Regions from separate parts of the Homo sapiens genome. Here all the other regions are linked to region 3. A link is a contact called in ENCODE Hi-C or POLR2A ChIA-PET data. All regions are on one chromosome and are shown on one strand. Each heading gives the region's core, a stretch centred on a gene start or an enhancer-like site at or near the end of the contact. The rest is flanking DNA. Distances are from core to core; before and after follow the strand shown.

The links. A loop is a pair of places that touch in the nucleus more often than their neighbours do. ChIA-PET counts read pairs that join two places held with the same protein, here RNA polymerase II (POLR2A). Pooled maps may share reads with other maps.
Region 1: a loop to region 3 is called in a map of PC-9, with 7 times the contacts of the local background. The contact joins two enhancer-like sites. A Hi-C loop is called at or near these places in 1 of 168 maps with a recorded cell type or tissue (PC-9) and 6 of 50 pooled maps. POLR2A ChIA-PET finds 5 or more read pairs at or near these places in 2 of 52 experiments (OCI-LY7 and WTC11).
Region 2: a map of dorsolateral prefrontal cortex shows a loop between it and region 3 (5-fold over the local background). The contact joins two enhancer-like sites. A Hi-C loop is called at or near these places in 3 of 168 maps with a recorded cell type or tissue (aorta and dorsolateral prefrontal cortex) and 11 of 50 pooled maps. POLR2A ChIA-PET finds 5 or more read pairs at or near these places in 1 of 52 experiments (MCF 10A).

Annotation. Positions count from the first base shown.
Region 1 is chr13:40,438,495-40,441,585 of GRCh38, forward strand. The region is part of intron 6 of LINC00598 (long intergenic non-protein coding RNA 598); the gene reads right to left. Among named protein-coding and RNA genes, the nearest start is that of LINC00598, 41 kb to the right of the region's middle. Within about 2 kb of position 1,573, at least 22 of the 41 ENCODE cell types and tissues checked have a DNase peak (open chromatin) inside an H3K27ac peak, as active enhancers do.
Region 2 is chr13:40,068,119-40,071,555 of GRCh38, forward strand. It overlaps LOC107984569 (a long non-coding RNA gene), which reads right to left. Exons shown (of 3, transcript XR_001749970.1): 3 at 2,567-2,688. Among named protein-coding and RNA genes, the nearest start is that of LINC00332, 110 kb to the right of the region's middle. Within about 2 kb of position 1,258, at least 4 of the 41 ENCODE cell types and tissues checked have a DNase peak (open chromatin) inside an H3K27ac peak, as active enhancers do; they include dorsolateral prefrontal cortex, where a contact is called at or near this core.
Region 3 is chr13:40,270,426-40,273,501 of GRCh38, forward strand. No RefSeq gene overlaps it. Among named protein-coding and RNA genes, the nearest start is that of LINC00548, 51 kb to the left of the region's middle. Within about 2 kb of position 1,651, at least 23 of the 41 ENCODE cell types and tissues checked have a DNase peak (open chromatin) inside an H3K27ac peak, as active enhancers do; they include dorsolateral prefrontal cortex, where a contact is called at or near this core.

The DNA.
Region 1 (3,091 bases), core at 323-2,822, 170 kb after region 3:
TTCTTCCACGTCTTTGTCACCGCAGTGTATGCTGCTTGGGAGTCTGCCCCAGTTTCCTTTTCTTTTTGCTGAATTCACATTTTTATTTCATCTTTCTCCTACATGAACTTGTTTTCTTCCTCCTCTCTCAGCTTTCATTGAGCCCAAAGAAAGTATCTTATTGTGTTCTTCTATTTTATTCTCCTTTGAAAAAAAAAAAAAAAAACCCTCCAGGAATTCAGAACCCCTTTGCTGCTTATGCCCCCATGCTCTGGAGATTTTCTTGGAATTTAGATAAACTTATTAAAGTCCATTTTGTTAACATCCGTTTGCTGAAACCAACAGTTAAATCTGTCAGCACTGACGTCAATAATCTTCCAAAAGAAAGAGGTGAATATCACAGTTCCTCATGTCTAGAAAGTGATCACCTAAGACCTGGAACAGTTATAATTTTTTAAATCTGACTGCCCTTAAATTCATATTTCAATTATTCTTTTGTCATTCTATTAAGCATTGATTTGAACTAGAATTATCTATCTAGTTCACAGGCTAAATTCTCTTTAGCCCTTTGGCAACGGCTCCCTGACCTCTGCTATTACTGACTTATACTCTAGAGAAAGCACCCCTGCTTCTGTTCAGCATCTACTGGTCTCAGAATAGTGGGCCCGAAAAGCAGGCACATATTTTCCAAGACAGCTCAGAAAACCACTTTCACTTTCAGGAAACAAGCTTGATCATTATACTCCACGGAGCCGAGAGCCACATACAATTAACTACTTAACAAATACCTCTGATTAGGATTTTAAAGATTCCTGAGCAGAAGGAAAGAGTGGAGCAAATAAAAGAGATTGGCAGAAGAGATAGTCCCATGATCAGGATGACAGAAATACACAGAGATAGAATCTTAGGCCCATTCCCGTAAAAAACGTAACGGCTAACATTTCTAAGAGAGATACTTTGTGCCGCAGACAGCCCTAAGCCATGTATGTGGATCAGCTGCTCTCAATGGCCCCATGAGCAAGGTAAGATTATCATTCCTTCTTTACAAAGGAGGAAGCTGAGACACAGTAAGGTTCATAACTAGCCTCACGTTCAGCTAGAAGGTGGCTTTTAAACTGCAGAGCCGTAGTGCTTGCTGCTGCAGCTCCTGAGGACACCTGTTCCATGAGGCCTGGAGCTCTCTCATAAGGAATCTTACCTGCATGTTTTCCCCCCACCGGCCCCTCCTCCAAGGCCTTTCCTGCTCCCACGCCTTCTCTGTGTTCCTGACAAGCTTCAGCCCTGGATCTTAGACTTCCAGGCAGTCTACCACTTCTGGCACCACCTCTCCTTGCCTATCATGGGCCCCCTTTACTCTATGTTATTATTGGAGAAAAGCCACCATGCAAGATCCAGGGCCCTTTCCAGCTCTGAGGTCTTTCTTGGAAATCCAGCTCTCCAAGACACCTTGCTAAGGGTCAAAGCCATCCCTAGGGTGTACAGAATTAGGCAAGAAGCCACACACCAGTGGCTCAGTAACTAGAGGGACATGTTTACAGCAGCCAGCAGGGGCTAAATCCTCAGATTCAGATACAGCCAGTTCCACAAATTCAACTGCACCAAAACTGGACCATGAGGCACTGCTCAGTAGCACAAAATTGAAACCAATGCAATCAGCTCTTGGCTGCCAGACCCCTGGAACTGACCAATTGGCTGTGTAGGCTCAGCCCTGTCATCTGCTCCACCTCCAAATAACTGACCCTGACCTTTACTGACTGGAGTATCTTGGATACTTCCCACAGGGCTATGGCAGCATTTTTTTTTCTTAATTTTTTTTTTTTTTAGCAAGATGTGGTCTCACCATGTTGCCCAGGCTGGTCTTGAACTCCTGGTCTCAAGTGATCGTCCTGCCTCAGCCTCCCAAAGTGCTGGGATTACAGGTGTGAGCCACTGTGCCTGGCCCAGTCACTCACGTTTTAAAGTTACTAAATAATGAAGTTTAAAGAGGCTCAGAGACTAGCCCTGGGTCACTCGGGGACAAGTAACTTGTTGACATGGGATTGAGACCCAGGGTCACCAGCCCCAAGAATCATGCTGGCAACATTTACTCGGGTGTTTTGGAGCATCTTTCTAACACATTCTGGTAATATGGGACAACACTATAGATGGAAATCTCTTGTTCTAATGGTTCCTTTTAATTGAAGTGTTTCAATTTTCTGTGGATAAAGGAGGCAATTGGCCATCCCAGGCTGTTTTCTGCTCCCATTTCCCCTCTTTGCCCCCATAGGCAATGTCAACTCCTCAAACAGCCTCCCAGGTCAGAAGGGCATCAGACCCCATCAAACTCCAAGGGAAGGAGAAGGCTGTAGGAAAGAAAAGGAAAGTAGGTGAAGAAAACATGCTCATTTTATTGTGCGAAAGGGGAATTGCCAACGTAACATTCTGCTTTTCTGAGTGAGCATTTTGATCATCTTAGATGGACTGGAGCAAGCCAGGTTTCATTGATAAAAATCGCAACAGCCTCCTCCTGAGGGATATGGAATATCTCAAGCTATTTGTGAGATTCTATCACTATCAGATTTCTCTGTGCCCAGTGGGAATGAAAGTCTAAAACGCATTCCTGTCTCTGTCTCTCAAATAAACATTTTCCAAACATCCAAGAAACAGAGCATGTTAAGATCTTAAACTAGAGAATCCCATGAATGCTGTCTGCCCAAGACCGAGGAACAAGATCTATGTAAAAAGGGGGAAAGGGATTACTCCCCAAACAGGAGATTTTAGACACTATTAGAGGTCTTGAGGCATACCTAAACATATGAGCCAAACGGCGTCATAGGAAAAAAGGCTTCTGCTAGAAAGTACTTGCAGGCCATAACAAATTAGGTGATTCCCGTGAAAGAGATTAACCTTTGGTATCAAGTTGATTGAAGTCTCAGATGGCACTAGCCGCTGGCCATTCATCCCATCTCGTACTCAGAGGGTGCCAGCACTGACAGGCTCTGGAGGTCAGACCAGGGCAGGACACAGGTGGAAGCCTGCCAAGGCTTACCAAAGGGCTGGCAAGCAACTCGATATGGGAACTGGAGCTTTCCTTTTGAGTTTCCTGAGCCCTGGGCCTGTAAGTATCCTTTGC
Region 2 (3,437 bases), core at 8-2,507, 200 kb before region 3:
CGTGGAGCAAACCTAAGGATTTAGCTGCACAGGCAAGGGCCTTCCAGCACTGGCCCCGCCTGCCTCTTCAGCCTCAACTCCCCTCTCAGAACCCCTTACACCCTGAGGAGCAAAATCACCAGCTCTCCCTCCATCTGAGCCTTTGTTTAAACATGTTGCATCCTCCTCTGGAATGCACTCCCCCTCCTCACCTCCCATGCACCCCCTTGAACGTCACCCCTAGGAAGCCATCCTGACCTCTCCAGGGATAGGGTCTGTGTTCCCACGTAAATGCTCCTCCAGCACTTCCCACCATTGATGTAAATTTTGCTTGCATGTCTGAGTTCCTAGATGGGAAGGGCAGTCGCTTATTGATATTTATTTACACAGCGGCTATTCATTACCTGGCTCATAATATGTGCTTAATAAATGTGAATTGAATGAACAAATGAATAATTTAAATAACAACCAGGATTTAGTCCTTAATGGATTTGAGCTTCTATATTTCTAAAATGCTCATGGCTGACACTGAATGCATACTAAGTATCAGGAACTGCCCTATTTCTACGAATTTCTTCTTTAATCCTCAAAAACAGTTCTATGAGGTAGGTAGTACAATTATCATGCTAATTTTTCAGATGAGGAAAATGAAGTACAATGAGGTGATATGACTTGAGCAAGTTCCCCAGCTAGTAAAAGGCACAGAGACACTTGACTCTAAGGAGTCCACCATTGTCCTCTACGGGATGCACCGTACTGCTTACACAGAGAAGCCTACATGCAATAGGCCTTCCTTTCCTCTTTCCATTCTATTTACTTGCTTCTTCTTTTTTTTTTTTTTTTTTTTTTTTTTTAGATGGAGTCTCACTCTGTTGCCCAGGCTGGACTGCAGTGGTGTGATCTTGGCTCACTACAGCCTCCGCCTCCCGGATTCAAGCGATTCTCCTGCCTCAGCCTCCTGGGTAGCTGGGACTACAGGCACGCGCCACCATGCCCAGCTAATTTTTGTATTTTTAGTAGAGACCGGTTTTCACCATGTTGGCCAGGATGGTTTCGATCTCCTGATGGGTTTGAAAGTTATGCATGTTAGAATTATGCCTAAGATAAGCATTAACAAGATTCTGAGATGGCATTCTTTGAGTAAAGCATAAACTTTAGAACATGTCTTCTCCTTTAGCAGGACTGGGGCCTTGTTTCTTTTTGCCCTGGTTTTTGTCTACCTAGGTTGGGCTCTGGACACTGAGGGGTCATGGTAGTCCTCAGTCTTCCCTGACTCACCGCTGGGTGGCAGTACACCACACTTCCTTTATTCCTGCTCTTTTATGCGTGCGTGTAGAAGTGGGAGCTCTGCTTTAGGGACCACTCTCCAATTCTCAATCTCCTCTTTTGCTTTTGATGTAAATTATCTCTTACACTTTTAGGTAATAGCAAATATTGTTTGTGTCTGTTTTTATGCACTCGTTTAGAATGACATGGAGCTTTGCCAAAGTCAAACGAAGCACATTTCATTAGACCATTTTCATGGGGAGGTTTTTCTTACACAAAATTATCTACAATTAAAAATGCAGAGAGATTTTCCCCGTGTGGCACAGCTTTTTAAAAGACAGAGTCAAAACCTTTATCGAAAAAGCAATTTATAATGCCAGTAATTTTCTACCTCTGTCCTGCTATTATCAAGGACAGCAGTTTTAAAAGAACTGGCTCTGGTCTCTCTGCTCAGCCTGTCGTGCTCACGTAATGGCTTGTCTGTAACTTCAGCCCATTGCCATGGAAGTCATTATGCCACACGCCCAGAAGGGTGATTTTCTACAGCATCAAAGAGGAAGCAACTGGGTTCAAAATGAAAAACAATCTCTATACATGTGAGAGAAAGAAGCATGATGAGGTGGGAAGGACCCAGAGAACACGATTTTATGTGAAAGAGTGCTATGAATGCAAGTTTTCAAATAGAATATTATCAGAACAAGACAATAATAGTTGAAGTGAATAAAATAATTTTCCTAATGGCCTGTTCCTTCTCTCAAATTTTCTACCATAACACATGGTTAGAAGGTCCCAAATAAATGGCCCTTTACAGCTTCTCTGACATTTCTGGTAGCAAACATTCCAAGTGAATAATTTTATTTCTTTCATAAAATCCTGGAAGGGAATCACAAAGCTGCCTGGCTTTAGATGAGGTCTGGGTCATCTCGTCCATACCTCTGCCTTCAGGAAGGTTCAAACTTACTTTCCTAAGCAGATCAGACTCTACACTGGGAGATACCATGAGCTACTTTTTCTGAGGCCAGGGGCAAAGTTCTCTCAGTGTACTGAGTCAAATATTTTGTTAAGGAAGGAACTTGGGATCTGGAGTCAGGGGATTCCAGTGCAAGCCTGGGCTCCAGGGTTTGCCCACCCTGCAAACGTGGACAAGTCACGTGACATCCTTGTGTTCAGGTTGCCTCATCTTCAAAACCGGAAATAATAACCTACATCACAGGGTTGCTCCAGTGGTCAAGTGAGACAATGGATGTGAAAGGGCTTTGTCAACTGGAAAGTGCTCTTCAAATGTCACTTATTATTATTGTTCTGCTCAGTCCATTCATTTTTCTCTGCATGAGTTGAAGAGTACAGTCCTTTACCATTAATCTGCTCCCATGGAGAAGATGTTGGCTTCTACCTGCGTGCACTGGCACCACCAGCCTCCGCAGCCTGGGAAGGAGGTGTAATCTGAGGAGGAAGGAGGAGTGTGAGACCCATGTGTACAGCAGCAACTTCCTGCCTCCCTCCCAGACAACCTGGATCTGTGCACTTGTGGCAACTCAGTAGGGGTCTAGTGTTAGAATTGTGGGGTGAGGGACAGGAGATCTGGATTCTGTCACTATCTGACCGTATGACTTTGGGTTATTTCTTCACTTATTTAGTAACTCATTCAAAATAAATAGTGATTAGAGACACAGGGTCTTGAGCCAGGCAGTCTGAGTTCAAATCTTGATTTCCCCCAATGACTTGAGAGGTGATCTTAGGATAAATACAAACACAAGCCAGTACTTACTGAGCAATCATGTATGCAGCACTGTTCCAAAGGCATGATAGATATTAACTCAGATGATCTGTGCAACAACCCTATGAAATTATCTCAGTTATTACTCCCATATTACAGATTATGAAACTGAGGCCAAAGTGCTTCAGTAACTTGCCCAGGGTCACTCTGCTAGCAAGTGGCAATCTTGCACACCCATCACAATTATGCTGAACTCCTTAAAGAAATGTGCCAATATATGTGAGTACTCAGAGCGGTGTCTGCTACACGGTAAACACTCCATGTTAGCTATAATTTGTTGTTTATTAAGGACTCATTATGTGTCAGTAACTTTGCTAGGTGCAAGGAAGATGCACGAGCCTCCAGCCCCACCCCTTAAAGATCACAGACATTTTTATTTCTTATGGTTCTGGGGATCAAATCAAAAAGGCAATGT
Region 3 (3,076 bases), core at 401-2,900:
TTTCACTAGATATTCTAGACAATTGAACCTGGTCCTAAATTTTCTCCCCCTAAGAAACTAGTGATAACCTTCAACCAGTGTAGCTAAGATACAGCTGTTTCTTGGATCAGTTTCTTATTTCTTTACATCCTGAGCAGTCTATGTGCCAGGACATTTTCTTCTATTAATAAAGCCATCTTAGTTTGTGTCTCTGCAATTGCCCAAAGCAAGTCCCCAAGAACCAAATTAATATCCTGTGATAGCAAGCTCCATTTCCCTTGACTGTGCTCGGCACAACATGAGTTGCAGCTTGACGCAGGAATCGACATGGGGCCCTCAGCTCTGTGCTCCTCCATCATCACTTTCTTCACCTCAAAATGAGTCCCCATGATATGCCATACTCTGCATAGGACAAAGTAGTGCACAAAAGCAAATGAGGTTTTTCCCTTAGAGGAGCTTATACTCCACAGCTGAGTTTGCTAAGGAGGCTGGGTTCTCTTTTTGAGAGCTGGTCCATGGGGTTTGTTATAAACACCATCAGCAGAAAGAGCCACTTCCTGTTGGTATCTGGGTCTAACACAGATCCCTAATTGCCCAGAAATTTGGGTGCCATAACAATGGTGACATCTCCCCAGAAGTGGGCACAGGGGAGCAACTTAGGGTATTCCCATTTCATCACTTCCCAGGATTCCACTTCCAGAGATTTCTTAAACCTGACTCCATGGTAAGTCTCTTAATTACATCAATACTCCCTTTGAGCACCTCCTATGTGCCAGGCCATGTGCTAAGAACTTTGCAATTAATCCTCTTAACAACTGTTATATTTTTTTTCAACAAATGAGGGAAAAATGGCTCAGGAATATTAAGTAACAAATCCAAGCTCACTAGAGGCAAGTGCTAGTAGAGTCAAGACTCTAACCTAACCTGACTCCAGAGACTCCCCCCAGATTGAAGAAGGTGAATACAACACAGCCAGGAGGCTCCAACATGTTTACAGCAATGAGATTTTTCCTTTTTGATCCATCTGTGGCTGAGAACAGAATTGACTCCCTTCCAGAAAAATCTAGTCTGGTCTCTGTGACTTGGAAAAATAGTCAAGTGCTAAGTGAGCCATTCAGGACCCAAGAGGGTAAAATTAACAAGCATGACAGCAGCATTCATTTTTCAGTGTCAGCAATGTTCCAGGTGTAAGGAAGGACCCTAATTATTATCAGGCCACACACACGGTTTTCCTTCCTGCCTTGTGGCTCAGAGTGGTCGGCAAGAGCTACAGGCATCTTCCTGCCACATGAGTGGAGCTAGCGGAGGCCAAACGTCACTCAGAGACACCCAGGCCCCACCCCAGAGACTGACAGGAGCAACTACCACACTCAGTCCTCTCTCGGTTCCAGGAGCCACCATGTCCAAGCCAGTCCAAGCCAGAGAAAGGGGCCAGGCATGCCTCACGCCACCTCCCGAGATAGGCTTTGTTATTTGAATTTAAGGCCACCCCGAACTGCATGGCAGTTTTCTTAGTGGCCTTCCACAGAGCCACCTGTCTCAAGGCAGCACTCTCAGGGTTCTTGCTTCCTACAACCGAAGCTGGAAGGAGGAACCTCAGATTCCTTTATGGGTAGGAAAGAGATTGCAGAGAAAAACAGCCTCTTTGTGAAAGGCTGATTTGAAAAGGCATGCACAGATGAGTTAGAATCTGGGACTGTGTCCAGGTGGAAGTCTTGCCTGGAATTCCTAATGCATTCTTTCTGTTATTAAAATAATATAAGCAACCGGGGTGGCTTGTTGCTTCTCTGCATGTAGTCAATTTGGCTCATGCTGTGTGACCATTTAAAATCTGACCTCAAGTGGTGCCAATTTAAAAATCTTTTCATTCTGGGTATGTTTCCATTCCACACAACAAGCCCATGGCTATTCCCTAAACTATTTTCTCCAAGCAAAGAGTAACTCAGTAGAACCAAGCTTCTTGCCAGACGTGATGCAATCAGCCAAGCCACCCAATGTCTTGTGTCCCTGGCTCCACCCCACTTTTCTCCCCACGGCCAGCTGTCTGCTTCCAACAGGTCCACTTTTCTGGTCTGTCCTGTCTTTCCCTAGAGCACAGTCCTCCCTTTATTGTCAGGGAAGGTGTTTTCAGGTGGCTGGGTAGACATGGCATTTTCTCCTTCTCACACAGGGAGAGAAGCTCTGCCCTGCCTCCCCCACCGAGCTGTGAGTCATCAACACACAAGATGACAGAGTCTTTTGCAAAGATAAATGATGGAGGTGGAAGATCAAGATGTACCTAGATTTGCCTTCTAAGAGCTAGTTTGCAACTTCCTTTGACCTCTATATTCTCCCAAAGAAACATGAGGTAAAACACAGAAAAAGCATCATGTTTTTCCTGAGGCATTCAGCCTTCCAAGATGTAGCTAAGAAGAAAGATTATATATGTATATAAATCTATAAAACCCTTATCTTGGTAGCTCTGATTCACCCACTTGTGTTGCCAAAATAACCTATTCAGGCTTTTAGGCATCTGGAGAAGTGAGAGTCACCCCTGGAACTCCTAAAGACCAAAGAGATGAGCTCATGCAAAATCTGCCACCTCAGTAACCTGCAAAGAAGCATGAAGAAGCTGAACAGGCGGGGCTTGGTGGCTCACACCTGTAATCCCAACACTTTCAGTGGCCAACGCAGAAGGATCTCTTGAGGCCAGGAGCTCGAGACCAGCCTGGGCAACGTAGTGAGACCCTCTGTCTACAAAAAATTTAAAAATTATCTAGGTATGGTGGTGTGTGCCTATAATCTCAGCTCCTTGGGAGGTTGAAGCGGGAGGACCGCTTGAGCCCAAGAGTTTGAGGCTGCAGTGAGCTACAATCACACCTCTGCACTCCAGCCTAGGCAACAGAATGAGAACCTGTTTCTTTTAAAAGAAGAAGAAGAAGCAGAAGCTGAGGAGCCCAGCACCTCCGCCTTCCTGCCATCACTGCCAGTTCCTTTGCCAGGGCTTTCCTCTGGCCCTCTAAGGACATCCTATTTTATCTGAGGCTCAGAGCAGATGAAAACGCAATTGTAGCACTTACAGCATCCACATAGGAACAGCCAGTTGTCATGATCTCTG